7 separate regions of the Mus musculus genome follow, and regions 2, 3, 4, 5, 6 and 7 are each linked to region 1. A link is a loop called in an ENCODE intact Hi-C map of the cell type or tissue named here. Cell type or tissue: left cerebral cortex. All regions are shown on one strand. Region 1 has its middle 210 kb from the start of Pter. Region 2 overlaps Rsu1 (Ras suppressor protein 1). Region 3 has its middle 120 kb from the start of Pter. Region 4 has its middle 40 kb from the start of Pter. Region 5 has its middle 40 kb from the start of Mindy3. Region 6 has its middle 150 kb from the start of Pter. Region 7 overlaps C1ql3 (C1q-like 3).

Evidence for each region. Peaks named below come from ENCODE experiments on the same cell type or tissue, not always from the same donor. Only the 100,000 strongest peaks of a DNase experiment are listed, where the experiment ranks them.
Region 2: it touches region 1 in a loop (7-fold over the local background); 36 of 42 quality-filtered maps call a loop at or near these places.
Region 3: it touches region 1 in a loop (2.1-fold over the local background); 2 of 42 quality-filtered maps call a loop at or near these places.
Region 4: a loop joins it to region 1, with 6 times the contacts of the local background. A loop is called at or near these places in 2 of 42 quality-filtered maps.
Region 5: it touches region 1 in a loop (2.1-fold over the local background); 2 of 42 quality-filtered maps call a loop at or near these places.
Region 6: a loop joins it to region 1, with 5 times the contacts of the local background. A loop is called at or near these places in 3 of 42 quality-filtered maps.
Region 7: it touches region 1 in a loop (8-fold over the local background); 13 of 42 quality-filtered maps call a loop at or near these places.

Annotation. Positions count from the first base shown.
Region 1 is chr2:12,707,088-12,711,087 of GRCm38, reverse strand. No RefSeq gene overlaps it. Among named protein-coding and RNA genes, the nearest start is that of Pter, 210 kb to the left of the region's middle. In left cerebral cortex, a CTCF peak has its summit at 1,897 (motif pointing left); DNase peaks (open chromatin) are centred at 492, 1,681, 2,345, 2,673 and 1 more place; H3K4me3 peaks cover 650 bases; H3K27ac peaks cover 1,501 bases.
Region 2 is chr2:13,235,622-13,239,621 of GRCm38, reverse strand. The region is part of intron 3 of Rsu1 (Ras suppressor protein 1); the gene reads left to right. Among named protein-coding and RNA genes, the nearest start is that of Rsu1, 34 kb to the left of the region's middle. In left cerebral cortex, a CTCF peak has its summit at 1,875 (motif pointing right); a DNase peak (open chromatin) is centred at 1,898.
Region 3 is chr2:12,797,781-12,801,780 of GRCm38, reverse strand. No RefSeq gene overlaps it. Among named protein-coding and RNA genes, the nearest start is that of Pter, 120 kb to the left of the region's middle. In left cerebral cortex, no CTCF peak of the experiment used is centred here; DNase peaks (open chromatin) are centred at 2,022 and 2,416; H3K27ac peaks cover 988 bases.
Region 4 is chr2:12,881,571-12,885,570 of GRCm38, reverse strand. No RefSeq gene overlaps it. Among named protein-coding and RNA genes, the nearest start is that of Pter, 40 kb to the left of the region's middle. In left cerebral cortex, no CTCF peak of the experiment used is centred here; a DNase peak (open chromatin) is centred at 1,852.
Region 5 is chr2:12,457,914-12,461,913 of GRCm38, reverse strand. No RefSeq gene overlaps it. Among named protein-coding and RNA genes, the nearest start is that of Mindy3, 40 kb to the right of the region's middle. In left cerebral cortex, a CTCF peak has its summit at 1,994 (motif pointing left); no DNase peak of the experiment used is centred here.
Region 6 is chr2:12,773,374-12,777,373 of GRCm38, reverse strand. No RefSeq gene overlaps it. Among named protein-coding and RNA genes, the nearest start is that of Pter, 150 kb to the left of the region's middle. In left cerebral cortex, no CTCF peak of the experiment used is centred here; DNase peaks (open chromatin) are centred at 290 and 1,645; H3K27ac peaks cover 582 bases.
Region 7 is chr2:13,006,474-13,010,473 of GRCm38, reverse strand. C1ql3 (C1q-like 3) reads left to right here. Exons shown (of 2, transcript NM_153155.2): 1 at 1-214. Among named protein-coding and RNA genes, the nearest start is that of C1ql3, 2.4 kb to the left of the region's middle. In left cerebral cortex, a CTCF peak has its summit at 1,830 (motif pointing right); DNase peaks (open chromatin) are centred at 217, 594, 1,186 and 1,981; H3K4me3 peaks cover 3,964 bases; H3K27ac peaks cover 1,470 bases.

The DNA of each region.
Region 1 (4,000 bases):
GCAGGACAGTGGTGTGTGCAATGAGACTGTGCACATAAATAGCTTCAAACAGTCTCAGGGAGGAAGCCTTGGGAAACCACTTCTGTCTTCTTTTGTAAGTGGGATACTTGTTAAGAAGGGGAATAAGTGTTGCTGAATTTACCTAAAAAGTATACATGCATGTTAACTCTAAATGGAGATACCAAACATAGAAAAAACAGGCTTTCTTAATAAGGGCTGGGAGTGCCTTTTGCACCCACTGGCTAGAAGTGGACATCCACAATGCACAGCAACAGGATAACAATCGCAACCCAGAACTTCTCCAAGCTCCATAGGCAGGAAAGGTGAGCCAAGGTGCCGTAGCACATCTATTATTAATGACATCTCTGTGCACAAGCTAGAGTTTTCATGAAAGTCTCACAGGCACAAGGAAAATGTTTGCAAACATCAGAGTTGAGCAAGGAAATATCATTATCTATGATCTAAATACCAAAGTCTGTGCGTTTTTTAATTTTGGCAATGTGGACGATTCCCTTCCTCCCTACCCCCCGTAAGGAGCCTAAGACTCACAAACATGGGCTGTTAGTAGAGAGATGAGAGTATTTTCAGACAGTGGAGGGATAAAATAGGAAGACCTGTAATTATCTGCAAATTCCTTTGGAATCCAGCAGCTGTATTTGAGATGCACACTTAACCAAACAACAGTAGTGTGGTACGTACATACAAAAATTAAGTGTTTATTTTTTTGTTGAGACTCTCTTTGTGCATAACATTTTCACTGATTTTTTTTTTTTTGGAGTGCGTGAGAAGAATCAAATTATGCTTATTAAAAATATGTGTTTCTGGAGGGATATGCATTCCTATAACCTTCATTATGATGCTCTTAATTAACCAATATGCTTCATAATAAAGTATCTGGCTGTCACTAAAATCAACACTTTTCAGTTATTAATAGATTAAGGAAAGAATGTTAATTTCTTCAAGCTCCATTTCATTTGGTCTCATTACTTCAGGAGCCAGATGGTTACAGGGCTGGACCTGTCAACAGCTACTGTGAGGGAGAATACATTGAGAAACACCAAACCCAAGTACAAACAACAGCAGAAAAATGAAGAAGGCGGTAGCCGCACACCATGTGCAGGGCAGGGCAGAAAGTTATTCTGACAATAAATAAAATTATGAATCAGATCATTCTAATTGAGGATTTGAACAAATGCCCGCTTGTTCTTCCTCTTCCCCGTTATACCCCTCCCCAAATAACCACCAAGCGGGGCTCCAGCTGTGTGCTGAGACACTCGCCATTGTTCAAGCGCCCGCGATTTCTCTTATCTCTAGGGCTGCCAGTATTTGACAGTTCTCCTACACTCTTGGTTGATGGATGATGTCAATGCAGAGGAGACAGTACCACCAGCAGCCAATTTTTTCAAGATGTTTTCTTCTTTGATTTAAAAAAAAAATCACTTCTGAGTGCTTCAGAAAGCAGTCTGTCTCTCCAACCTGGCTTTTCACGACTTCATCCCACCCCGTTTGCAGGCCACACGTGGGTGAGGTAGTTGTTCCTCGTATCCTGAACATTGGTGAAACCTATCCCCAGGTTTCCCAGCAACCTCCATGAGCACAGCATTCAGTAATTCAGGCATCCCACAGACACGTACAAAGCAAAAACCAGATGCTGGCAACTTAGACCACGGTTTTGGTGAATTTCTATGCTCTGACTATGCCAGTTTCTCTTATCTGCCAAAGAAAGACACTGTGTTCTCCGTGTGAAGTATTTGTTCAAGTGTGAAGTGTTATGCAACTTGTAATCCTATGCCACAATAGCAGCTCATGGGCACGATTCTGTGTCTACTCATTCTTAACCGCAGATGTGTAAAAACCTGCCCCCTAGTGGACATGAAGCAATTTGCAAGCTGCTTCTCTCCTACCCCAAACCCCATCTCCACCCTTTTAAAGGGTGGGGTTCTTCTAATTGTACAGAGTTGCTGGACATTAGCACCTATAAGTCTAGCAGATGAAAATTAAGGCATTCAGGACCCGAAGAAATCTTAGAGTTTTTCTGTTCAAACCTTGCATTTTACTAATTAGAAAAAAATCAAGAAATCACAAGAACTTCTACGGTACCAGGTCCTAGATAACACCTAACCTGTTTCAGATCTGCAAACGGAAGGGTCAATAGAATCCAAGCTGCCCTTGGACGATGGATCATAATAAGTTAAGTGCGTCATCATCTCTTTATAAATCAAGAAGTTCATTAACCTCCAGGCATGTCCTTCCCGTGTGTTGTAGAAAGACTACTATGTTCCAGGCATCAGAACAGACACTGGAGACAGCTGCAGAGCGAATGTGTATCCAGACAGCAACTTCTCTCAGCAATAGTTTTAGCTTTTCCAGGAAACGAATTTTACTTAAATAGCCAAACCAAACAGGAAGCATGCTTAAAATTTACTTAGCACTGACTGTGACTAAAAGAACATTACTTTTGCAATATGTCCTCTACATACAGGGATAAAAATCCTTATACACTATTCTTTAACCGGATTGGTGATGTGCACTTTAACAGGGAACGAATCCAGTTAAAGTCTAAGGAAATTTCTGCCAGCTCTGATGAGAACTATCACTTGTATTTCTTAATGCTTCTCTTTGAAATGTTCAAGCATTGCCAGTCTGTTCTGTTTTGCTAGTCCAGGTTAGCTGGGACTGGGAACCTCTAGAGACCTTTTAAGCTAAGGTCCTGATGCCATAAGTGACTAACTCTGTATTTTAGGTTTTTATCCTTGTCTTCAGAATCACTGGCACCTATTTTCCAATGAAATGTGAAAGAGTTAGCTGCAATTAATGGCAGTAGCTGTCTATTTCCAACCACTCAAGAAGCTGAGGCTTGTAAACCTGGAGTTTTACATAAGTCTGGGCAACATAAAAGAGATATGGTCTCAAACAATTAATTAGTGGCTAAGTACACTGACTCTGGAGAACAGAGCACATTCCTACTGGTGTAGATATTGAAGATATTAAGAACATTCCATGCTTAAACTGTTAGTGGTGATTTTTTTTTTTTAAGAGCAACTTTCAAAAACAGGGGAATGGTTCATGAGAAATACATTGCTCTGCTCAAAATTCAAAGTGATAATAGATCCACTGAGTACTTGGAAAAGCAGTGTGCATCCTTCCCTCTAGAGTTACCTCCTTAACTGAATAGGAGAATGTTAATTTTAAATGTGTCACTGAGTTCCAAACACTAATATTAACCAAAAAGTCCACTATTGTGGCCAGAGCAAGTCATTTTGCTATTCGTTAATGTGGGTGGCTGTATTTACACAGGGTCCCTAAGTACTCCTCACTGGCGTGGATAAAAAATGCCACTGACAATCACATCTGCCTGGGTAAGCAAAGATGTCACATGGGCCAGGCCCAGGAAGTATTTATGTGTCACAGGGACTGAGCAGTCTCCTGGGAAAGGCTCAGTCTTAAGGACGGAAGAGACTGGCAGATTAAATTTCCTTAGTAAAAGTATGGCAGCATTGGACAGCTGGCTTAATCTTAAATGCAAGATATTGTTTGTCACTTGCATTCTTTCCCAGCCAAGTGACCTTGAAACCTGGAAAAGGGGAGCTAGTAGAGTAAACCAAATGAGCTTTTTTTTTTTTTTTTTTTACAAGGTCCCTGGAGTCATTGGAAATGCACAGTATCTCACATCATAATGAAGGCCAGGCAGTCTGCCACTGGATAGTGCTCGCCCACCGTGGGCTTCAACACATCATTCTCACGAGCAACTTCAGTTGCCGTCAAGCTGGGAGCTACATCCTGTTACGTTGGGGACAATACCAATTCTCTATTGTTTCAAACAGCAACCAGAGGCAACGCCATCCCTGGCTGGTGGTAGTAGACGCTCGAAAGCAGAAATGGCAAAGGTTCGGGTTCTCCTTGATAGGAACCTAAGCAGGAATGAGCACTCAGTTCAAAAATCTCTAAAAGAACTCAGAGCAGAAGATATTGATAGTGGGAATGACCCGATCCTCATAGA
Region 2 (4,000 bases), 530 kb before region 1:
AGGTTTTGACCTCTAAAGATCCACGTGGGGTAATAGAATACAAATGTAGTTATGAATGCTCTAAGGTATCTTCATCATCCCAAGGTCCAGTATCTTTGTGTGCAGAATGTATGTGTATTGTATGTTCATGCACTGTGTTTCTGTGTTCATGTGTGTGAATACATGAATGCTTAGACACCAGAGGTCCAAGCCAGGTGTTCCTCACATGTTCTCTGGTTTTCTTTGTGCACCAGGGTTCCTCACTGAACCTGGAGCCCGCGTATTTGCCTAGCCTGGCTGGTTGGGATCCGCGTGTCTCTACCTCTCGCTCAGGCTGGGATTACAGATGCATAAGCCTCCGTCCATCCTGTCTTCATGTGGATGCCGGGATCTGGACTCAGGTCTTCAGCTTCTGCAGCCAGCGCTTTACCCACTAATCCTTCTCCTCATCTCTAGAATTTTATTTCTAATGTTTTATTTTACCTTAGGCCATTCTTGCTTTATGTAGATCTGATTTTGACATCCTTCTAAAGATTTATTTATTTATTTATTTATTTATTTGCAATGCTGGGGCTGGAACCCAGAGCTTTGTGCATATGGGGCAAGCATTTTGCCACCATGAGCTGCATGCCTTGGTCTGTATGCAGAGATTCGTCAGGTCTTCTGTAACTATGAAACGACGGAAATTAAAAACCTAAGGTCCCAGATATAATTGTTGGTGATTCGTTTTCATCACATGTAAAGCATTTAAATGAAATGTTGATGGAGTCTGGTAAAGTCGTAATGCCGGCAGTAACTTTCTCAGCCATGCTCCAGCCTGTGGTGTGTTTAAGGAGGTGGCGAGGAGGAACAACGTGCTCTGTTTCTTCTGTGTACTCATTTATTTATTTCTATAGTTCTGGGGGTAAGCCAGGTCTTCGTGCTTGCTAGGATAGCACTGGGCTGCTCCAACTGAATGTTAACCTTTTTTTTTTTTTTCCTTTCTTCTTTTTTCTTAACAAGAATCATTTCTGTGTCTAGTTTACCTGGGTAAACTCAAGATTGCTCAAAGGAAGCAGACACTGGATAAGGGAAGCCTGAGAGGAAACGGCGGGCTAGGGCTGAGAGGGGGACCCTTGGATCAGTAGGCCTCTCGGGGATTAGCTGGTGTAGAATCTGCCACCGTCTTCTGCCTTTCTCACCATGTCCTTATTCCCAGCACACTAGATCTTAGTGCCCCAGAGAAACAGTGCATTGTGTCCCGGAGCCTGACATCTGCTTCATCTGTGCAGTCGTGGGTTTGCTCTGTGGTTGAGGGGTGCTGTGTGGTAGTGGTGCTATGATGCTCTGCAGTACTTGTAACTAGGGGAAGCTGGCTGGAAACCACTCCAGGGACCCTTGTTCCTCAGCCGCTTCCTGGGCTCCTGCCTGCTTGAGCTCCATTTTAGCTTCCTGCGTGTGATGGACATGGGGCTGGGGCTTGGGCTGTTCTTTTTTTAAGTCAGATTAGCATTCTCTCAACCCCCACCCCCACCCCCGTATGTATGTGTCCCCAAATTACTCATTGAGGTTGGAAATACCATCTTCTCCTTTTGTATCCCACAGAAGTACTCAAAGCCTGTTGCATATGAAATAGGCACTAATGAAGTAATACCAGTGGAGAAGAGCATCAGTCAGGTGGTGAAGTCCCCCGCAGTTTGGGAGGCCTAGCAAAGAACCTACCTGCTGGGACAGATGCAGTAAGAAGAGAGACAAGTGTTTACCACAGTCCCTGAGTGACTTTGCCATGACCTTCAAAACGCCATTCTTTGTGAGGGCTAGCTCTGAGTCCTAAGCTGGCTCTTTAATTTGGTCCCAAGTTTTCAGAAACTTTAGCCTTATTTCCTTGGGAGACAGTCATTTTAGGGCTTGGCCACTAGAGGTCACTGTTGAGACACACATTAGATTTGGGTACCCCCCCCAGGTCTGGTACCTAAGATTGAAATACAAGTTTGTTTTGTCAGAAGAAATGTTTCTGGCAGCTCTCTGGCTTGGCTTTGTACCACAGGGCATGTTGCTGGTGCCATTTACATAGTGAGGTTTTGTCACATTTACAATAGATCTTTATCAAAAGAGGTGTTTGTTTTTTTGTGTGGTTGTTAAAACTGAAATATATATTCAGTGCCACACACCATTTCCCCCCCTTGAAAAATGCTTTCTTGAGTTAGGAACAATTCTTCTTTCCCCAGTATGTCTAAACAGAAGGAAATGTATTGCTTTCAGCACTGTTCTGTATTGGGTGTTTTTGAAAATTTTCCATAGCAGGACGTTCAACACACACGTCTGTGATGAGGTGTTAATTTACAAATAGCCATTAGAATTGGGAAATATTCATTTGTTCACATTCAGACTGACGTTTGTACTAATACGTGGCATTGTGTAAGGAAGAATGCTGCGTGCTATGAGATGGGTCACCTCCAACATGAGAAAAGAAACGTCTCTAGGCATTCCTTTCAACACGGAAATCCTTAATTTTGGAAAGTGCTTCTGTATAAACATCCATCGGAGAACACTGCAGACAGCTTAAATAAACCAACAGCATCTCTCATGTGTGGCCTCTGCAGGCCAAGCATGGAGCTCCCATCAGTTTGAGCAGTAAACACAGATTGCATCTCTTGTCTTCGCAGTCACTGGGCAACCCTCTGTCTCAGTGTTCCCTAAGTGTGTGGCACTAAATGTGAAATCACCTGATTGGGTACTTTGAACTTTTAACTGTCATGTGGGCTTTTCCTGAGATATTGCCACCTATAGCTGTAGTTTTGGGTCTTAGCTGTGGGCTTTATCTTGTCATTTAATATATTGGAAATGGTTAGGCAGTAAACCCAAGAACTATGAGCCGAATCTGAGTTTCAAAAAAGCGATTTCACATTAGTGATAGCTTAGATAGGAAATTAGTGAACAAGAAAATGTTGGGGTATTTTCTTTAGCAATTTCAACTCTTGTTTGTTTGTTTGTTTTTAGCCAAGGGTGGTATTCTGAGGACATAGAAAGTTAAGACAATGCTCGTAAATTTTATGTAGATGAAGAGGATATGTACCAGGAGTCTCATTGTAAGTGAACTGGGCAGACTAAAGATTAGAAAGAAAAAAAATACAGCAACTTGAAATGTCCAGGTCCAGCTGTAAAGCAGAGAATGGAGCCGGCTTTGCAAATGAGATAAATTGAAAACCTTTCTCATAGCCATAGTAGATTGTTGGGATGAGTGAGAAATATTAACCGTCTCAATTTATAAAAGTGACCTTCAGCGTTCTCCCAAGACCTTGCTGCTCCTGGGTCTGCTGTCCTCCCCCCTTTCATATCTTATCTGTCATCCTGCATGCAAAAGACTCCTGCTCCTGGGCCTGGGTGAAGTTAAAGAGGAGGGGGGATATGCAAAATAAATCTCCTGTGCCATGAATCTGTCTCGTGACAGTATCAAAACAACTTGCTGTTTGCATCTTAACAGAGCACAAATGTATTTATAACACAGAAGCTTTGATCAATAGCTTATTTTTTTAATTAGTGCACATTTATCAGCTTGTTACTGTGCCATCGTTTGAGAGATTGGAGTTGAAAAAGTATGCACACAGTATTTTTGAGCCTGACAGCTATTAATTAAACAATATCTCCCTGTTGGTCCCTGTCGTCAGGTTACCTTGAAAAATTGCCTGCAGTTGGCTGCGTGCTGTTATTTTTGGCTTTAATAAGCAGGCATGTGAGGTCATCACATGTGAGAGTGATCCAGGCCCAGGCTGGTCCACAGGCCTGGGTACAGTCAAAGGAGATTGGCTCCCACGGACCTCACCCTCAGCTGACAGACCATGGTCTTTGCTGTCTGCTTGCTGCTGGCTCTCGTGACATCTCACCCTCACCTGAAAGCCCATGTTTCTTTTGGTCCCTTGGTTGCCAGTTCCACCACCTAAAATGTGCCTACTTTAGTATCCTTTTTCTTGGGACCTGTTCTATGCTAAGGAGGAAGCTCTCTGAAATGCAACATGTTAATCCTCCATGATATAGTTTTAAA
Region 3 (4,000 bases), 91 kb before region 1:
TCTTAGAACACATTGAGTTTGGAAGATGTCAGCTAAACCTACCAAACCAGAAAAGCCACAATCAGTTTTAATGTTTACTGCTGTGTCATATACCTGCCCCTTTATCTTTCCAACGTGCCTTTTCTAACTGTGGTCACCGTGTTCCTCCATCATGCCACTATTACCGCTTTCTTTCCATGATCTGTGAATGAAGCAGCAACTTCTTATCAAGAAGAGCTTTGTCTTTCTTAAATAGTTTTGAGATGGAACCAAGTGTTAACTAGGTCCCAAGAAGGTAATCAGAAACTGAAAGTTTATCTCACCTGAAGTTGTCTGTTGGGGGATAAGCACAATCAAAATTTACACAATGAAGGTGAAAAATAAAAATTTTTATAAGATTCTGGTCAAGATGGGAAGAAGACAGAACACATGGAACACTTGTACATTTGTGATGGAAATGGCTCTTGGACCACTTATCTCTTGGATGGATATTTAAGGTTGAATTGGAGTTAAAAATGAAGGAAGACAAGAAGAAGAAGAAGAAGAAGAAGAAGAAGAAGAAGAAGAAGAAGAAGAAGAAGAAGAAGAAGAAGAAGAAGAAGAAGAAGAAGAAGAAGAAGAAGAAGAAAAGGAGGAGGAGGAGGAAGAGGAGAAGGAGAAGGAGAAGTAGAAGGAGGAGGAGGAGGAGGAGGAGGAGGAGGAGGAGGAGGAGGAGGAGGAGGGGGAGGAGGTAGTTTAGGGTAGAAGACATGGATCTGCACAGCTGGTCAGGTCAACAGAAGCCTAAGGGGCAAACTGAAGATTCTGAGAACAGGTCCAGAGGGTGGGTAATGTTCATAGAATTTTTGAAAGAAATTTTGTTTTAATGTTAGTGGTGCAAAGAAGCAAAATTCATTCTCATCTGCAGAGGCATATTAGTTAGGGTTTCTATTGCTGTGGTAAAATAATATGACCCAAAGCAATTTGAGGAGGAAAGGGTTTATTTTAATTTATACTGCCAGTTAACATCACTGAGGGAAGTCAGAGCAGGAACTCAGGCAGGACAGGAACCTGGAGGCAGGAGCTTATGCAGAGGCCATGGAGGACTGCTGCTTACTGGCTTGTTCCTTATGATTTGCTCAGCCTGCTTTCTTATAGCACTCTGGACTACCAACCCAGTGTGTCACTGCCGATGGTGAGCAGGCTCCTCTTGTCATCCTTCACCAATCAACATCAACAATCAATCAATACACCACAACCTTGCTCAATTGACTGAGACTCCCTCTTTCAAAATGACTCTAGGTAATATCAACCTGACATAAAACTAGGCAGCACAAATTGTTTGTACTGAGTGAGGGCAAGAATATCTAGCTTGATCAGATAGGCAAGGGCTATAGAAGTTGCAAGAAGATGCTGCATCTATTAGGGTAGTGGTGATAAGAGAAAGTGCTGACTTGTGGGGCAGAAACAATAAAGTTATGAGTTTGTGGCCAGTCTGGGCTACATAGTAGCTTGGGATTTATAATGATAGTAAAACACTATCAAAACAAAACAAAAAGAAAACAAAGGAAAACAGGGGGTAGATTTGAGAACATGTGTGTTGGTATTGAATATTATGTTTTAGGCTCATTATATCTAGCACTTATATGTAACCTTATCCTTGACTAAAATTTTTCTCAAACAAGATTCCTCCTTTCTTTTTCATTTTCTTTATCTTTATTATGTTTTGCTATACAGTAGAACTCAACTTGAGGAAAATAGCTTAAACAAAATATTCCAATTATAAAGATTCCTTCCATTTAAACGGTCCATTTTCTCCCCCAGGTGCTGGTAGAGCATCTCTGGAACTGTGACACGTGGAGAGATGAGAAGCTAAAGAACATGACTGGAGCACAGTCCAGACCCAGACATCTTTATCTTTATTGAGTCCTGATGAAGTTTGGCTATTATAAATCCTGATTGAGTGCCATGATGTTTTCCAAGCAAATGGGACCACTTTGTAAAAAGCAAAAGCAGCCTGTCACCATGTGGAAGAGGAGGAGGTGTCGATGGAGAGCAGCCACCAGCATTTTCAGAAAGCGACATGATGTAACAGCCACTCTACACCGCCTCATTTGTGCTGGAAATTTTTAAATAGAGAAAAATAATCCTGTACCATTAGCATAGCAACAAGTATGTTCTTCGCATAATAAACTTGGTTCCAGGGAAGCACTGGGCTCCATTTTGCTTGCCCTTCTGTCTCACCTTTCATTGCCAATGCCATTGCTGTCCTAATGGAAAGACAGCCTTTGAGAGAACCCTGCTGATTTCTTGGCTGCCTGTTGGCAACAGAGGAGAATAGGAAGATGGGAATATACATTTGTAAAGTTCCATTATTTATCTTACTTAGGGACAGCATTTTCTCCTTTCAAACTCATCTCCTAGCCTCTGTAATTAGGCTTTCCAAAAACATCTTGCTGCTGTCTTGACATCACAATAGCATTTTGATAAGCTTGGACAGTAACCAGCTCCAAAGTCTGGCAAAACATTGCTGCACAGTCAAAGAATTCTCTGTACCTTGGTAGAAACCATGAGTTCCCAGAAGGGGGAAGAGAGATGTTATTAAAGCAATATTTAAAGAAGCTATTCAGGAGCAGGCTTACAATATCAAAACTTTTGTTTTCAATCCTAGCAACAAGTTTTCTCATATCAGGTCATTTGCTTAGAGGTCTTAAATGAGAACAGAATTCTTTCATTAGTGAGCAGAAAAAAAGAGATACAACTAAAAAGTGAGGGTGGCAAAGAGAGCTACTCAGACAAAAGGGTGAGAAAAAGGGAAGGATGAGCTTTAATGGGAAGGTTTCGTGGGTAAGTTTCAGGTTTCAGTGTGGATCGTGTTTTAAGTGGGATGGTACAAATTGTCTTGTTGATACCATGACAACTGGGAACCAGTCCTCATTCAGAGGTGAGAGTTATAGGATTTGAAGTTAGACATAACACCCCCATCGTGTACTGATGGTATATTCTATATGAAGGCATCATAGATTCAACAACACCACATCACTAGAATGTTGGTCTCATGTTTTCAGGAGAGCCTTTATCTGGAGCAAGAGTGATCAATAGCCTCCCTCATAGTTATGGAGACATTCTGTGCTCTGCCACTCATGCATAGCGAGTATGGCTACTGCAACTAGAGTTCTAAAGTGTAATTATTTAAGTTCCATTTGGCTCTTGGTTTTCATTTGACAGCACCTCTGCCCTCTGTCATTATTGATGTAGTATTACACCCCAAGACATAAAATACAAGGTTCCTAAGAGATAGAAACATACTTCTTACTAACTTAATTCTGTTCAGTGAACTCCGAACTCACAAGGTCTCAGAAAACAACATCAGAGGAAGACCACAGTATCTCGCATCCTTGGGCTAAAGTCATGACCTGTGCTACTCATGATTTTATGCTATTCCTTTTTCTTATTTTTTACAATCAATGCAAATATTTCTGCTTCTTTGACTAGCATCTAGAACTGTACCCAGCAGAGACTCTACTTAAGATGCTTTATTAAGCAGGCTTCTTGTATGTTCTGGAAGGGGATCTTCAAATACCCTTGAAACATGGTCACATTTGCTAGAAAACATGAATTCCAGTGCTTTTAAGAGAGAAAGAATGCTTTCCCTTCTGATGGCTCGATTCCCCTTTGCTTGTGAGGTCTTCAATTGAGCAATAGACAGATCATGCTTTTCAAAGCATTTTGAGCTGGCTTGTTGACCCATTGAAGCATTCATGAACAGGAAAGCAGATACTCTGGGGTCAGGCTCAGCCCCTGGCACTGGTTTATATCAATGAGGCAAATGGAGGAGGCAGCATTTGGCTCAATGATTTCACTGCAGCTGCTACATCATACATGCCAATGTGAAGCTGAGGCACTAATTGGAAGTGGAATAAACTAAAGAAATCTTGGTTCAAATGGCAGCTATATTTTTCAAAGAGAAGATTTCAGTTGAAATGCCAAAGGAGACAGTTAGCCAAAACATTTGTCTATGGAGCTTTCTCTTCTCAATTTT
Region 4 (4,000 bases), 170 kb before region 1:
AAGGCCGCTCTTTGAAATTTTTACAAGACAACTGTGATTTAATCTGTGACATGTTGAAAAGGGATAGACTCCCATAAGTTTCAACACTTTGTAGAGACCACACGATGAGTATGCTAGATCTGGGACCACAACACCTGTAAGGAGTTCCTTCAAAAGCCACAAGTCTGAGTTTGGCTACAAGATGCTTTTGGTTGATGTAAAGACATGCAGATCTGTGTGGAGATATGTACGCAGTTTCATTCTTCCTCAATTTCTCCAGGACTCAGTAAAACACAAGCCCAAAGGTCTACAAACTACTTCTTCTACACTTTAAAAATAACCTAGCAAATAGAACTCTGTGATTTCAGCATATTTAACACAAAGATTTGAGAGTAAGATTTTTAGTGAATGGAAAGGAAGGGGAAAATGCCATTGATTTTGTTTTGAGAGAGTATTATGTCGCAAACATGTAATTCCTATCGGAAACCTTTGAAATAGACACACACACATCTCAAATTCTTTGAGCATCGAGGAAGCCGAGGTTCACAGATCAAGTGTGTAGATTAGGTTCATTCAACTCTCCTGATAAAGAAGCTATGCATTTTAGATAGAGTCAGTTTTAAGCAAATCACAACTATGTAAAACATCCTGCCAATTCTACCCTAACTGAGTACAAGTTAACCCAACATAACACAAAGGAAGATGGGTGGGGTTTAGTTTTGAAAATATAAAGTATGATCTATCCTACACAGCATCACGGAATTATTTAATTGCCGTCTATTTAAGGTGTTAGTTAGGAGTTGGAAGGACCTGTTATCATCCAATACAAAAAAAAAAAAAAAAATGTGACAGAACATTAGGAGAACAGACAATTGCAGCTCCTAATTGTGGAGTCGTTTTGTGTTTAGGTTCAGTGCAGCAGTTTCTAGCAAGCTCATTAAAGTCCTGCAAGGGATCATCCTTCTACCCAGAGCTGATTGCATGTGCCCCCCTGAGAAGTAGTTTGACTGTTAGCCCACATCTTTCCTGCCTTATGGCACTGCATGTCAACCTCTGACCCTACAAGAATAAGAAGTTTCAATTGAGGAATTAGAAAGTATTTCGCTCCCTGGATGATCTTTAGAAAAGTATTCCTAGATTATTTTCAGTGACAAAGGAAAGGAAATCCGTGAGTTTGTCCCAAAGGCCTTTGTACTCATAAAGTCATTCAAGGAAGTGTATTATTTCACCTCCTGTGATAATAATGAGGATGCACACATTCACAGTGTCTGGTCCAGTGCTGTTCATTGAGTCTGACCTCACAGCACAGTAGTAAAAAGGATGCTTTGTCCTATGTGGCACAAATGTAGGTTTTATTATAGTGATTAAAAACCAGAAACATGTTTTCTTATACATTTATTCTATTTGTATATATTTTTTAGTTAGTGATTTTTCTTTTTTCTTTCTTCTTGCAAAGGGATGCTTCAAATAAAAGTCAACAATCTATTTGGGGGTCAGTATAGCAGAAAAATATTTAAATTAATATAGTTTGCTCTTTAGTAGTTAAGAGGTCCACAAAAATATCTTAAAATGTAACATCATAACGAGAGGTTAAGATTTGGAGTCTTGTTGACTTTAAAAAAATTTTTGTTGTTGATGTTGTAGGATCAGCTTGCCTGGATTTTCCTCCTACTATATTGTCAGTGGAGTTGCTGACTGGTTGCTATCCAGTTGTATTTCTGGTAATATTCATCAGGAGCCTTTCCTGGGGCAGCGTGCATCCTACTCAGTGCTGACCCAGACCACTGCAGCAGAGGCAGCTGGGCAGCCTCAGAAGTTGGCATGTTTTCCCCGCTCAGTTTCCAACCATATGTCTCTCTCCACATTTTGGCACGGACCCTACAGTGTGTGTGGGAACCGCCTAATCGGCGGCAGCAGCCTACGCCGAGGAGGCAGCTCTTGAGATAATCAGATATGCTTCTTGCAAGATTCTGTGGATTTTACGTGTCCCTCTATAGAACCAGAGCCTCTGATCATTACCATGGTGATCAATTTGTCTCCTGGGAAGTAGCCAGAGACCATCACACTGATTCTATGCAGGCCATTAGGTGATACTGAGACTCCTGGAAAGGACTGCATTTTTGTATGAAAAGAATCCCCATGGATGACCAGAGCTGGGCTTAATTGGCCTGTGTAGTTAATTCTTGATGGAGAGGCAACAACGGGCCTAGGGAAATAGTCACCCAAGTGAACTGAGTGATGGGTTAGGTATATTTCTTCCATTGCTCCTTTCTTCCCTTTTTAGGTATTTAGCAGGAAGGAGATGAATCTCTGTATTTTGGGGCCAGAAACTATAGGCTGCTTTTAAGTAATGAGTTTGCACATAACAAATAGTTGGGAAAGATTTACAGTGCAGGATGCATTTAGGTCTTTATTGCCAGATACCTGAAACGTAACTGCTGCTTCTTAGAGACCAATTACTAGGCATCTGCCCAGGTGGAGAACACATCCACGCTTTCTCCTTTCCCAGTTTTGGCTGAGATTTTGGCATAGGCAAACTAACCATTCTTGGGATCCTTTGTGAACCTTAGGAGCCCCAGTCTTATGTTTGCTGGCATTTTCTTTTTTTATTATTAGGTATTTTCTTCATTTACATTTCCAATGCTATCCCAAAAGTCCCCCAACACCCCCACTCCCCTTCCCCCTCCCACTTCTTGGCCCTGTCGTTCCCCTGTACTGAGGCATATAAAGTTTGCAAGACCAATGGGCCTCTCTTTCTAATGATGGCTGACTAGGCCATCTTCTGATACATATGCAGCTAGAGACACGAGCTCTGGGGGGGGGGGGGGCGGGGTACTGGTTAGTTCATATTGTTGTTCCACCTATAGGGTTGCAGATCCCTTTAGCTCCTTGGGTACTTTCTCTAGCTCCTCCATTGGGGGCCCTGTGATCCATCCAATAGCTGACTGTGAGCATCCACTTCTGTGTTTGCTAGGCCCCGGCCTAGTCTCACAAGGGATAGCTATATCAGGGTCCTTTCAGCAAAATCTTGCTTGTGTATGCAATGGTGTCAGCGTTTGGAGGCTGATTATGGGATGGATCCCCGGGTATGGCAGTCTCTAGATGGTCCATCCTTTCGTCTCAGCTCCAAACTTTGTCTCAGTAACTCCTTCCATGGGTGTTTTGTTCCCAATTCTAAATTCTAATTCCACACTTAGGTCTTTGTTCTTCTTGAGTTTCATGTGTTTTGCAAATTGTATCTTGTACCTTGGGTATTCTAAGTTTCTGGGCTACTATCCACTTATCAGTGAGTACATAGCGTGTGAGTTCTTTTGAGATTGGGTTACCTCACTCAGGATGATACCCTCCAGGTCCATCCATTTGTGCTGGCATTTTCTAATCAGCACTGTTTGGAACCAGGACGTCTTTGTTGGGTTCAAGCTTTGTAGGCCCCTCTTTTGGTTGTTAATGCTGGCTGTGGTTGAATACTCAAACCATTAATGGAAATGTATGTGATTCTATAGGTTTGTCCAGTTGGTTAATTTTTCTTGAAGCTTGGGCAATGCTATGCTGTATTTATAAACCTCGAAACAAAAGTGGTTAAGGTATCTAACCCTGAGGTCATTAGAAGAGGGGCTAAGACTAATGTTATAATCCTTTTTTAGATCAAACACATATTATGGGTACAGGCTTCTTGGATTTCTTTCACCTGCTGTTTCTTTCTGTTTGGATACTGACTTCAGTGTACACTGAGATAATCTTCCACAGATCATCTATGCTAACTCCTACATTCAAATGCTATCTAAATTTCCATGATTTCTATGCCTAGAGAATGGGAACTCCATCACATTCTGGAATATTCCAATCTAAAAGCTACAAACCCTTCTTTGATCTCTTTCGAATGCAGGTTTTTCAGAGTCAACTCAATTTTCTTTCTCTGGAAATATTTAGGACTCTTTTTTATTGGTCAACATCTTCCCATAAGCTCTTCCATGATTCCACTTATCTCCAGTATATACCAAGAATGTTATGGAGCTAGTGG
Region 5 (4,000 bases), 250 kb after region 1:
TCCTCCTCCTCTGCACCCTTTCCCTCTTCCATTTTCTCCTTCTTCTCTCCCTGCCTTCCTCTCCACCTTCCCTTTTATCTGCCCAATCATCAGCTCTCCTTTATTTTACAAATTAGGATGGGAAGCAGGTTTACAGGAAATCACCTAAATGCTGACTCATTCCTTGTTCTCAACCACTCACAGAATGGAATTAACATCAAATATAACTAGTCCCAGGACTATCCACAACATACTTCCTTCAAGTTGATGAACTGTTTGGAAAGAATAAGGAGGTGTGGTCTTATTGGACTAAATGTGTCCTTGTTATAAGAGGTATGTCTCTGTAGGTAGTGGGCTTTGAGGTTTCAACAACCCACGCAAATAGAGTTTCTGCCTCTCTGTCTCTCTGCCTTTATCTCTCTGCCTATTGTTTTCAAATCAGGATATAAAGCTCTTAGCTACTTCTGCCTACATGCTGCCCCACTCCCTTCCATGATGAAATTGACTAACCCTCTGAAACTGTAAACACAGCCACAATTAATTTTTTCTTTTTTTCTTCTTTTTTCTTCTTTTCTTTTCTTTTCTTTTCTTTCTCTCTCTGTCTTCCTTCCTTCCTTCCTTCCTTTCTTTCTTTCTTTCTTCCTTTCTTTCTTTCTTCCTTTCTTTCTTTCTTTCTTTCGAGTTGTCTTGGTCTTGTCTCTTCACAGGAATAAAACAGTACCTAAGACAGTGATAGAACACTTGCCTTGCAATCTCAATCCCTGATCATGCATATAAAAACCATGGAGTTCTACTGTGCTCTGATAGTAACTTGACTTACAGACATTTAAAATTAAGTACATGGGACATATTTATTTAAACAGGGCAGTACTTGGGCAATATTTTCATCTACTTTTCCCTTGTGTCAGAATAAACTCATTCTTAACAATGAATAGTATTGGTAGGATCCTTCTATAATTTTGTCTTAATTTCATGTGTGAAACATTTTTTATATGAAACATCTTTTATAACCACACTTTTTTTTTCTTGTAGAAGATCCGTAATCATTTTGCAAGAGAAGTTTCTTAACCCACATAATACTTCTTAACAACTCTGGGAGATATTTTAAGGCACTTAAATATCTTTTGATGTTCCCTCCAATTTTTATATTTAAATCCTTAAATTTCTACTTAGTACAGAATGCATTCTTTCTTACAAGAATTTTCTCTTTTAGAATGAATAAAAATTCACTATCAATACATTAAGGAAATATAAGTGACAATGATTCAAAAGAAACTATTGCATTCAAAAATAGCCCCATATCAGTCTGACCCTTTGATTTATTGAGCAACCACAATGAACTGACACAACATTCTATGATCATGAATATGAAAACCACAAGATTCTGCAGTCAGTGTGTTTAAAATTAATTATCAGGTTTACCAAACAAAGATGTAAATGTCAAGTTAAATATGAAGTCTAACAAATGTGCACATAAGCATGTCTTAACTATCTCAAGGCATATTACAATACTAAAAAAAGAACTATTTGGAAACCTATATTCCATCTAGAAGTTCCAGATGAAGGATTTTATAGAATGTCGAAATTTATTTATTTTTCTAATGGATATAAGACAACAGTAGCATTGAGCAATGAATTTAAGCATACTGTATAGAAGGGCAGCAGACCAGAAAGTCAAAAACAAACAAGGATCATATTGTTCAGAAAGATGCTGGTCACAGCTGGTCTCAGAGGGATAGAAGGCATAGGCAAAGGGAGAGGTCAGTAAAGGGCTCCAAATAACCTGCAATGGAATGTATTGTGCCGGAAAAGCAGCACACATAAAGCTTATGATCAAGCATAGCATGGACCATTTATTAATCCTCAAGTTTAATTTGTGAAAGAAAAATACACAAAAGTACACTTTCCATGAACTAATTACAAGTCCAAGTGTATGATGGTAACTGTGTTAGATGAATGAGATGTTATTTCTTGTAGAAGAGCTATTTATAGTAAGAGTTATTTCTCCCTCTACTGGTGATAAGAAGGAAATGCCTCTAGTGATAGGAAAGACAGGTGGTAAAGACTTAACATTTCATTTTTAAAACATTTGTTATTATTCATTTTTTTCTGGGAATACAGTGTTTTAACCTGAAAAAGCACTCATTCTTATAAACACCACAATCAAGAAATTGGTGAATGAAAATATACAATAAATTGGGGATACATTTAAAGCTGTTACATGCTACCTGTCAAGTTGCCTAAACAAAGCTCATTAGAGTCCTGGATTTTCTCCCCAAGGTTGTGTATTCCCTCCTGCATAATCTAACTGAATTTCCCCATGGAGAAAATGCAAACTCTGTTATTGAGCACATTTTCTAACTACCTAGGATAGAGCTATGTACACATAAATATGATTCATCCTGTGAGATTGAAAAAAAAAATGTTTCTAATCTCAAACCTGGAAAAGATAAGCATCACAAGAAAGGCTTAGCGATCTTCACTTGCAGCAGTTACCTCAGAGTGGCTGTTATCAAACCCATTTGGGGAGCACTTCTCCAATGCAAGCGCTCCTTAATAAATTAAAGCTTCTTACCTGCCAACTTATTGCTGAGCAGTTGATTGACTCCTAAGTACCCTCAATTCATTAGCACCACCTGTTTGACAAATGGAAATTGTTCCCTATTGTCTATTAGAGCAACTCTAAATCCTCTGTTAGATGTTATTCTCCTCACCAGCTGGGCATTCTCTCAGCTCACATCCCTACACAGGGTCCTGATTTCAGAAATGTGTCCCTCTCTTTGGCTCCTTCTTGCATCATATATATATATGAATGATTTCATCTTTTCCAAGACCTGCCTCAAGTTTCAGCACCTACCATATTAACTTCTCTGGCTGGCCATGATATTTCTCGCTATGTCCTATGTGTTCTTTGTAGTTTGGGCTTGCTCCTATAAGCTCTATAATACTTGCTTGACTCTTCTTAACGTATAGACTGATCATGTGTGCACATAACTTGGAGGGCTTACCATTGACCAGCCTTCTAAGCATACTGGTTCACTGTTAGCTCAACAGGTATGGATAAGACAGGTTGAAAAGTAGAAAGAAGACCAAAGAAGGACCGCAGAAATCAGTGACTTCACAATCCCCAATATTTCCCTTATGTATCCACTTCCTGATGCCATCCCTACAGTGTGTTCTATAAAGAGATCATCATTCCTTTCTGATCAAGAAACCATATAAAATATCCATAGCAACCACACAACATGCATACCCTTGGAAAAGTACCTTCTTGGTCTTGCCTTTTGATTGATGTGTAGCATAACCCTTACCTGGTGACAGCATAGTTGTTTGCATAGCCTACTCCATGGTCAGCTCTCCACACATCACAAGGTCTTGGCTGTTACCTAGAATTTATACATATTCTGACCTTCCATATAACCCCTGGGCTCTCACAAATCTTTGTACAGTCAACCTATTGATGAGTACTTATTCACTATCATCATAAATAGCCACTTTCAGTTTGTCTGATATGCCTAGTTCAAAGCTTTGAAAATGCAATAGGCTCAGCATATAACTATATTGTATTTAGGTTATCAAGATGCTGGTATATAATTCCTTCCCAAACATATCATCACATGTCTTATGAATGTTTTCTTAGAAATTTGGATGTCTCAAAATTCAAAATAGTTACATTTCTAGCCTTATGATTGACTAGTCAACCTAATAATAGCAGCATAAAGCATTAGAAAAGATAAATACATGTTAGCAAAAATTCTTTAGAATGCAACAAATATATATTCTTTGTATATACAGAAGAGGAAAAAAATCAAAAAGTCTTTAAAAATTCAAACTTTGGAACATATTTAACCAAGAACCAAGCAGAATATTAATTTAAAATACATATACTCCCCCCTGCAACTTTAAAGCATTCTCGCTTTAAAACTATCATGTTCACTTCTTGACATATATTTATTTCTGTCACTATGTCTTTGCTATTTATTATAAGATACACTAAGGTCTTAATGTCAGCCTGAACCCA
Region 6 (4,000 bases), 66 kb before region 1:
TTGCTGATGTGAACAAAGGATCCAAGAGTATTATAAGACAAACTAAAAAAAAAAAAAAATCCCAGCCAATGTTTAGCAGGTCTTTATCAAATATACAAGAGTTTGAAACCAATACCTGTGAAATACCAGAGAAGTTTTTTTTTTTTAAATACACAGAGCAGTAATACAGTATGGATAAATTTGGACCACATATGGCTTCTTATGTAAAGGAAAATTTCTTCTCCTTTTAGTAACACATTGTCTGCTGCCTGTGATCAGCACCTCCTGCCATATGTTCCTTAAACAAGCGGCTGTGAGGCAAGAAGCAGCCCGGTAATTAAGATCAAATGAGCCAGATGAAGAAAAGGAGCTGGGTGAACCACATGCAGGCAGAAGCCAGTCTTTTTCATCTTGAAACAGGGCAAGACAGACAGACAGATGACAGACGCAGAAGAAGGAGGAATCTCAAGTCTTTGCCCATAGACATATTGCAGGCTTCAAATGCAGTCAGCCATCTCTGGATTGTCTCCAGAATTCATGCATTTGTTTTCAATTATTCCTAGTTCCATTGATTGCTTCTATTGAAGAACATGCTGTTTGTTGGAGGTCGAGGCTCTCCTATGGCCCACAGTTTATTTTTAATGACAAAATCAAAAATAACTTGAAACCTATTACAAAATAATTTGGATTGAGCCTTAAATCACTTTTGAAGATTCTTTGGCCTCTAATACATTGTAAACAGGGAAGTTGAGGTACAGAGAGTAAACAACTTTGAGTGGGTAACTTTCCTCTGGTTGCTGAATTAGAGTAAGAACACAGATTAGAAGCTGAGGTCTCTGAATTATGAGGTCTCACTCCATAATTCTCATGTTTTTGAATTTTTAAATTAGATATTGTCTTCATTTACATTTCAAATGCTACCCCCAAAGCCCCCTATACCCTCTCCCCCACCCTGCTCCATAATTCTCAAATTTGAGTGCACACTGAATGTCTTTAGAGGTCACTAGACATAGTACTGCAGTCTCCACTACTTGAAAAGCAAAGGAATGAGGGTTGCAAGTTCGAGGCTAGCCTGAGAGACTTAATAAAACATAAAATATATGGGCTAGATAAATGACTCAGTCAGGGAGAGTGCAAGTACTCTGCAGAGAGCCCAGGTTTTGTTTTAAGCCTCATTTAAGGAAGATCATGAACACCTTTATCTCCAACTCCAGGGATATCCAGTGCTATCTCCTTGCCTCTGCAGGTACCTACACACATACATGCAGATACATAATTAACAATAAAAACTGTGTGTGTGTGTGTGTGTGTGTGTGTGTGTGTGTGTGTGTGTGTGTGTGTACATGAACGAATTGGTAATATATCTCAGTAGGAAAGTGTTTGCCAGGAATTTCCAAAGCTGTGCATTCAGTCTGCAGTGCCAACAATGTAAAACCCCAAACAATCAAATAAGAACATGGAGGACTTCTTAACAGGCAGGTGAAATTTTCCCCTATACAAGAAAGGACTTCAAATACCCATTCCCACTGACATGATGGTCAAAGTTACTGTGAGACAGGAACTATGAGATGTGAATTCCATCCTCTAGTTTAGATAGGCTACATTCTACAGAAGTAGTATAGGAATCCTTGGGTTTCCATGGTGATGGCTCAGAGAATGCCATTTGTGTGCGATAAAACTCTCCAAAGAACCAGGTGGAAGAAATAAACCACAGAGGTCCAGGCAGCGAGTGCCATAGCAGCCTATTTTGCTTGCTAACAATCATGGAGAAAAACCAGTGGGGATTGTATTGCTTTTCACGGAGCTCCCAGTATTACAGGCTTCATCCATCGACATACAGCCTGTTGGTTGAGTGTGAACAGAAGGAAGTCAGCACACACTTATTTATCTGGTATGTGGGAAAGCTTCAGTCAATATAAATTTGCCCTGTTTTTCTAAGGGAACCACAGATTCTATATCAATAAAGCACTCCCAGAACTTGAGCAGTGCGAAGAACCAGGAGTTCAGGGCCAGGGTCAGCTACATAGCTAGTTCAAGACCAATTCTCTCTACCTGAGAGCTCATCTCAACAAAACCGGAAAAAAAAGCCACTCATAACTTAGAATATCATTAATTTTCCATCATGCATGTTTTCCAAATTTCTTTTCAAATAAAGAATCTAACAGAAATACCCAATAGTGAAATAGTAATGAGGCATGAATATACAGACCACAAGAGAATGAACCTATAACATGAAATCTGTTATTAAGGAAATGCAAATTTAAGCACTTAGGTCAGACATTTTGCCCACCATTTTCGCAAAACTTGAAAAAAAGACAAAATTTTTTAGGTATTTATAAAGATAGATATAAAGCTGGTCCTTTGTGCTCTTTGGGAGAAATTTTAGGCATTTGTAATATAAGTTTAGAAAGCAATGTCATTAACAATAAGTAGCAAGCCTCGTCCATTTGCTTACAACTTTGAATTGACTGTCCCATTTCTGTAAGTCAACTCTAAATCAGCAATAACATAAGAGCTACAAGATTTGTTTAAAAGAATTTGTCATGTTGTTACTTACACAAATACTTATGAATCCAACATAAGTACCCAACCACATAAAACAGTTAAATAGTACAGAGGCCTCTCTTTAAAAAAAATAATAACCCAAAAGTACTATTACTATAATACTCAAAAATCCTACTTCTGGATATATAATCAGGGGCATCAAAATTGGTATGGATAAGAGACATCCATATTTATTTAAGCACTATTTAAAATAATAAACCTAAGCATTCATTAAAATTAGCAAATAGGGGAAAACTAAATATATGGATAGTGGAAATATTTCAGATAGATACATAGATAGATAGATAGATAGATAGACAGACAGATTCATAAATACATACATACATACATACAGTCTTTAAAGAATTTCTACCTTGAACAATATGGGTCAGTATAGAGGAAATTATGGAAAGCAAAAGTAGGCAGGTATCATTTATGATCTCACTTTGTGACAAATATGTCAACATTATAGGAAGATGAAAAAATACTAGACATAAAGAAATATGTATTTTTCCATCCTTTATGCAATAAAACACATTTTTGTTTTTGTTCTGTTCTGTTGATAGTACCAGAGAATTGAACCCAGGTCCTCATGGATGTTAGACATGTCCTTTGAACCATGCCACTGGTTTCTAAAAGCAAACAAACAAACAAACAAACCATACCATACTACTTATGGTTTAAAATGTGGTTGGAAAAAATATCTCATTACATGAAATGCTCTGTACTGAAATGTTGTACTGGAATGCTATGGAACAATTAAAAATACAAAGTTATAGTCATGATATAGCATAATGATAAGGCTAATTATAAGGTAGTGATAAAATTGAAAGCCTAATATGATGTGTGTATGGTGTGGTATGTATATATATATGTGTGTGTGTGTGTGTGTGTGTGTGTGTGTGTGTGTGCATCTGCAGGTGTGTGTACCCATAGGCAATTATGTGGACTCTAGAGGATGATGGGATCTTCCTTGTCATGTTCCATATTACCTTTTAAAACAAGGACTCTCGGGGAATCTGAATCATTCCTTCCATCTATGATGCTTGATAGACAGCTTGCAGGATCTACCTGACTCTGTCTCCAATCATGGAATTCTGGGCACACATGGCTGTGCCTGGCTTTTATGTGGAAATTTGAATTCAGGTGCTCTTGCTTTCACAGCCAGTACAGTTTATTAGAAAGTAAGTGAGCTAATGCCCATTGTGCTCTTTTTCTAAGCACGTAGAAATGGAATAAAACTGAATAACAGCAGCTCCATTCTATAAAATAAGAAGTATTAGGAAAAATAAAATGAAGGTAAAAGTGGTGTAATTATATTAATAAAAATGTACAAAATAATAAATTTTATAAAATAAAAACATATCTTATTCAATAAAAATAATGTGGTGCTTTCAAATGTCAGAAGTTGGGAAATGGTAATCAGGCTGGTAGATTCATATACTGGGAGATCTTCAGTGATTCATAGATTGTATTT
Region 7 (4,000 bases), 300 kb before region 1:
CAAGATCGCCTTTTACGCTGGCCTCAAACGGCAGCACGAAGGCTACGAGGTGCTCAAGTTCGACGACGTGGTAACCAATCTCGGAAACCACTATGATCCCACCACGGGCAAGTTCACCTGCTCCATACCGGGTATCTACTTCTTCACCTACCACGTCCTGATGCGCGGAGGGGACGGCACCAGCATGTGGGCTGATCTCTGCAAAAACAACCAGGTGAGCGCGGGCAGGCAGTGGGGAGGGCGGAGAAGGTGCTGACAAGAGGGAGGAGACCCCGGAAATGGGGGTGGGAGCCCGCGGAGGAAGGGTGCGGCAACCCGGCTCCCCGGGCTAAAGCGAGGGGGACTCTGTGACATGCTGGAAAGGCGGGGGTCATACGCAGAGGAGAGCGCCTTGCAGCCCAGACAAGGTAGTTTTAGGGTGCCAGAACCGTGCTCGGCGCGTGCAATTGAGAGCATAACCCTCGAGGGGCGAGAAACTGGGATCTTGGCCCCGGGGCCAACTCGTGAACTTGCAGCAACTGTCTTACAGCAGGCCGGGAATCCCTGGTCTGTGGCATTATCTGCAGTTTAGAGTCGCTTCCAGCCTTTTTCTGAGAATGTAGAAGGTTTCAGAAGCCCGAAATGGGCGTGTCAGGGCTCCAGATTCAGAGGAGATAGACCAGCATTCCGGGGAGGATGGAAGGACCCCAAGAGCGAGTCTCAGACAAGGCTGCCCAGGGCTCAGACAGCACTCTGCCGCGCGCATGTAATGGCATGGCCTTTGAGAGGCTTTGGGCGGTGAAACTCAATAGTCACTTTACACTCCAGTTAGTTTCCAAAGGAAGAACTGCTGGGAACAGAAAAAGTTGCATTTACACTGTAACAGTATAGCAGCTGGCATGCAAACACAGGAACCCCCACTCTTGGAGTAGGAAAAGGAACAAGAAAGTGGTCCGGGAAGTTGCCGGGTCAGAGCTCAGCCCTTTCACCACCCACTATCTCCAGGGCAGCGCGGCAGAGGCCCTTCCTAATCCTAGCCTACTTGATCACAGCTGCCTTGCCTGGCTTTGCATTGGCTGCAAAATAGCCTCATATGAGCCTGAATCAGGACCTGCTCTTCAGAGCTGGTAGGTGGTGCCACAAGGAACACTGGCTTGCAGTGCGGGCCAGGACTACTTTGCCTTTGTTAGAGTCAAGTCAGTGCAAAACCGAAGCATCTTTGTTCTTGTAGCCGCAGGGAGAAAATACACTTCTAACTACCTAAAAGTGTAATCAGACCTTCTGCACAGTCCAAGTAGCAGGCACCCGGTGGTGAGGCCTTCGTACTGGTAGCCAACTGTGCTAGCTGAGTTCCTGAGCCCTACACTTTGCTTACTGACCAACAAGAAGAAAGATCCCGCGTCCCTGTCATCACCTTCAAGATACCTCGTTTCACGCAGTAATTTTGACTTATCAAGGGCCGGCGTGCTCTAGGTCTTTGGTCCCCTGAAAATTCAGATATTATCTAGACGCAATTTTCTACTGAGCACCTTTAGGGCTTTCTTTCTTTCTTTCTTTCTTTCTTTCTTTCTTTCTTTCTTTCTTTCTTTCTTTCTTTCTTTCTTTCTTTCTTTCTTTTCCTTCCTTCCTTCCTTCCTTCCTTCCTTCCTTCCTTCCTTCCTTCCTTTTACTCAAGACTCATTTTAGTGTCAGATTTTTTCCAAAGGTAAAAGATGAATGTCCTAATTATGATACACTTTTAAAAGGTATCTTCTTTTCTGCAAATCCCTTCAAAGAACACCCAGGACACTAGGAATAATACAAAATTTAAAAAAAAATTAAAAATGAAAAAAAAATAAAAAGAAAACATGGCCACCAGGAGGCACTGGCAGGGTTGTTCATTACAGTTATTATGCATGAAAGCAGTATTAAGAGAAATAAAAATTGTTCCCTGGACAATGGGCTAGGTAGTTGCAGGAATGTGGCTACAAAGGACATGACTCACTATACGAAAATAGATGTGCTGTGTCTGGCTGACCAAATAACTTATGAAGTGGCCCCCAGCAGGTAGCTCTCAGACTCAAAAGTTAGGTCTGTAAAACACTACTATACTAAAAATATGTTTTTAGAGTCACTCATTAAAATGTACAAATGGTCTCATTTTGTCAACAATATAGAAATGGTAATTTAAAAAAGAGCTGGAGATTGCAAATGTAAGAAGCCTTAGGAAGAAGCGCAACAGAGTCAGACATTGGTAGTTAGATTGTAAAGTCTATGCATGTAGCAGCGAGTAGAAGTCCTCAGAATATGAGTTCTAAAATTAAAAGGTACATGTGTTTTCTTTTTAAGCCATTTCATTAGGGCATAAGCTGCTTCCTGTAACACTTGAACATTCAGGTCTATGGGAATCAGGAAAGCACCTGGGTAAAACCCCTCTGATGCTCGTCATTGGCTGCTTGTCTCAAAAAAAAAAGTGGGTAATAGGTAATTCAGAAAAATATATGAAGAGTGGTAAACAGCAGCATGCATCCGAGTTCAGTGTGGATCATCTTAGAAAGTGGTTATTGTGATATTACAGCTAAGGAGTTTTGTCTTTAGAATAAAACACTTTTGTAAAGTCTGGCTGCAGCCAGTGCCAAGTGGAAAATCTTGTGTAAAAAAAAATCTTTTTAATTAATTTTAAAATAAATACTTTATTCTTGATTTTCAGTCATAGTCTGTATGCTTGTTTATTAGTCACAGTTTCCCCCTCTGAGATAACTTAATTTGTTTTTATAAAACATCAACTCAGAGATCCGTGCCAGAGTGATGTTCTGTGGATTAGGTGAATTTTGAGAAGCACAGATATTAACAATGAGGGAGGAATGCAGTGTTTCAATCTCGGAGGGAGCAATGTCTCTGGACCACAACCATATGAGTGCCATTTTATTTATGCTTTGTGTTGAATGGAGGGTCACAGATGGAAACATCAAAGGGCAATAAATTAACCTGATGTACCACTTAACCTTTTGTTTATGGTTCCACTGGAGTACAATGAAAATCAAATTTCCAGAACATCAGCAACGATTAATTCAATTAGTAAATGTTGCCATAAATATTTTGTACAATGATAATCCCTCAGTAATAAGACAATGCTAAAACTATACAGCTTACAATATTCTTACAAACATATCACTCACTATAAAGCAGTACATAACCCCCATGCAACCATTAGCTACACTTCATCATATCATTTGTTGAAAGCCCATCACAGTGCATATGAAAGGTAAAAATGGAGCTCAAATAACTTTACATAAATACAGGAAAAATTTCTAATGCTTGGATACTTGTAGTTAAAAACCTGAAGGAATAGTTTCTGAGCACAGTTACGATAATGTCATTACAGTAAACCACCATAATAAAAACTAAATTGCCAGAAAATGAGTCATATACAATAATTAGTGATAAGCCTTTCACTTAGAATTTATTAGTTATGGTAACAATGGATGTGAACAACACTGGAAAGAGTAATACTGTGGGATTTTATATTTATTTTTCAGAAAGAGTGATGATGTGCTATATCAAATTAGTATTCTCTTTAAAAGCAGAGAAATGCATACTGAAGATAAAGCCAAGAAACTATATAGTTAACATTCTAAAAAAGATACTAAAGTGAATTTAGGAAGAAGTAGGTATATTGGGCCAGAAAAGGATGCATTATACTCCCCCGACAAAATGTGGAAATCGGTGCACATTTAGGAATCTGAAAATAGCCTTCAAGGCGAACACATTACCTTCCTCAATAGTTTGATGGCTTCGAGGAAGAATTGCTGAAGTCAGTGGGATAGATATCAGAGCTTGAAATTCCACGTCCCATTATACTCTTAGAGTGTGATGGGTGGACAGGCTACTGACATCACGGCCACTGGCAGATGGTGGGTATTTAACTGGGAAGGTCCTCGACTGTCACATAGGTTCGAATGTTAGGAAATTGCTTTCTATGATAAAGCTACCACACTGGTTTTATTCAACAAAGGAAATAAGAAGTGCAAAGGATAACCTT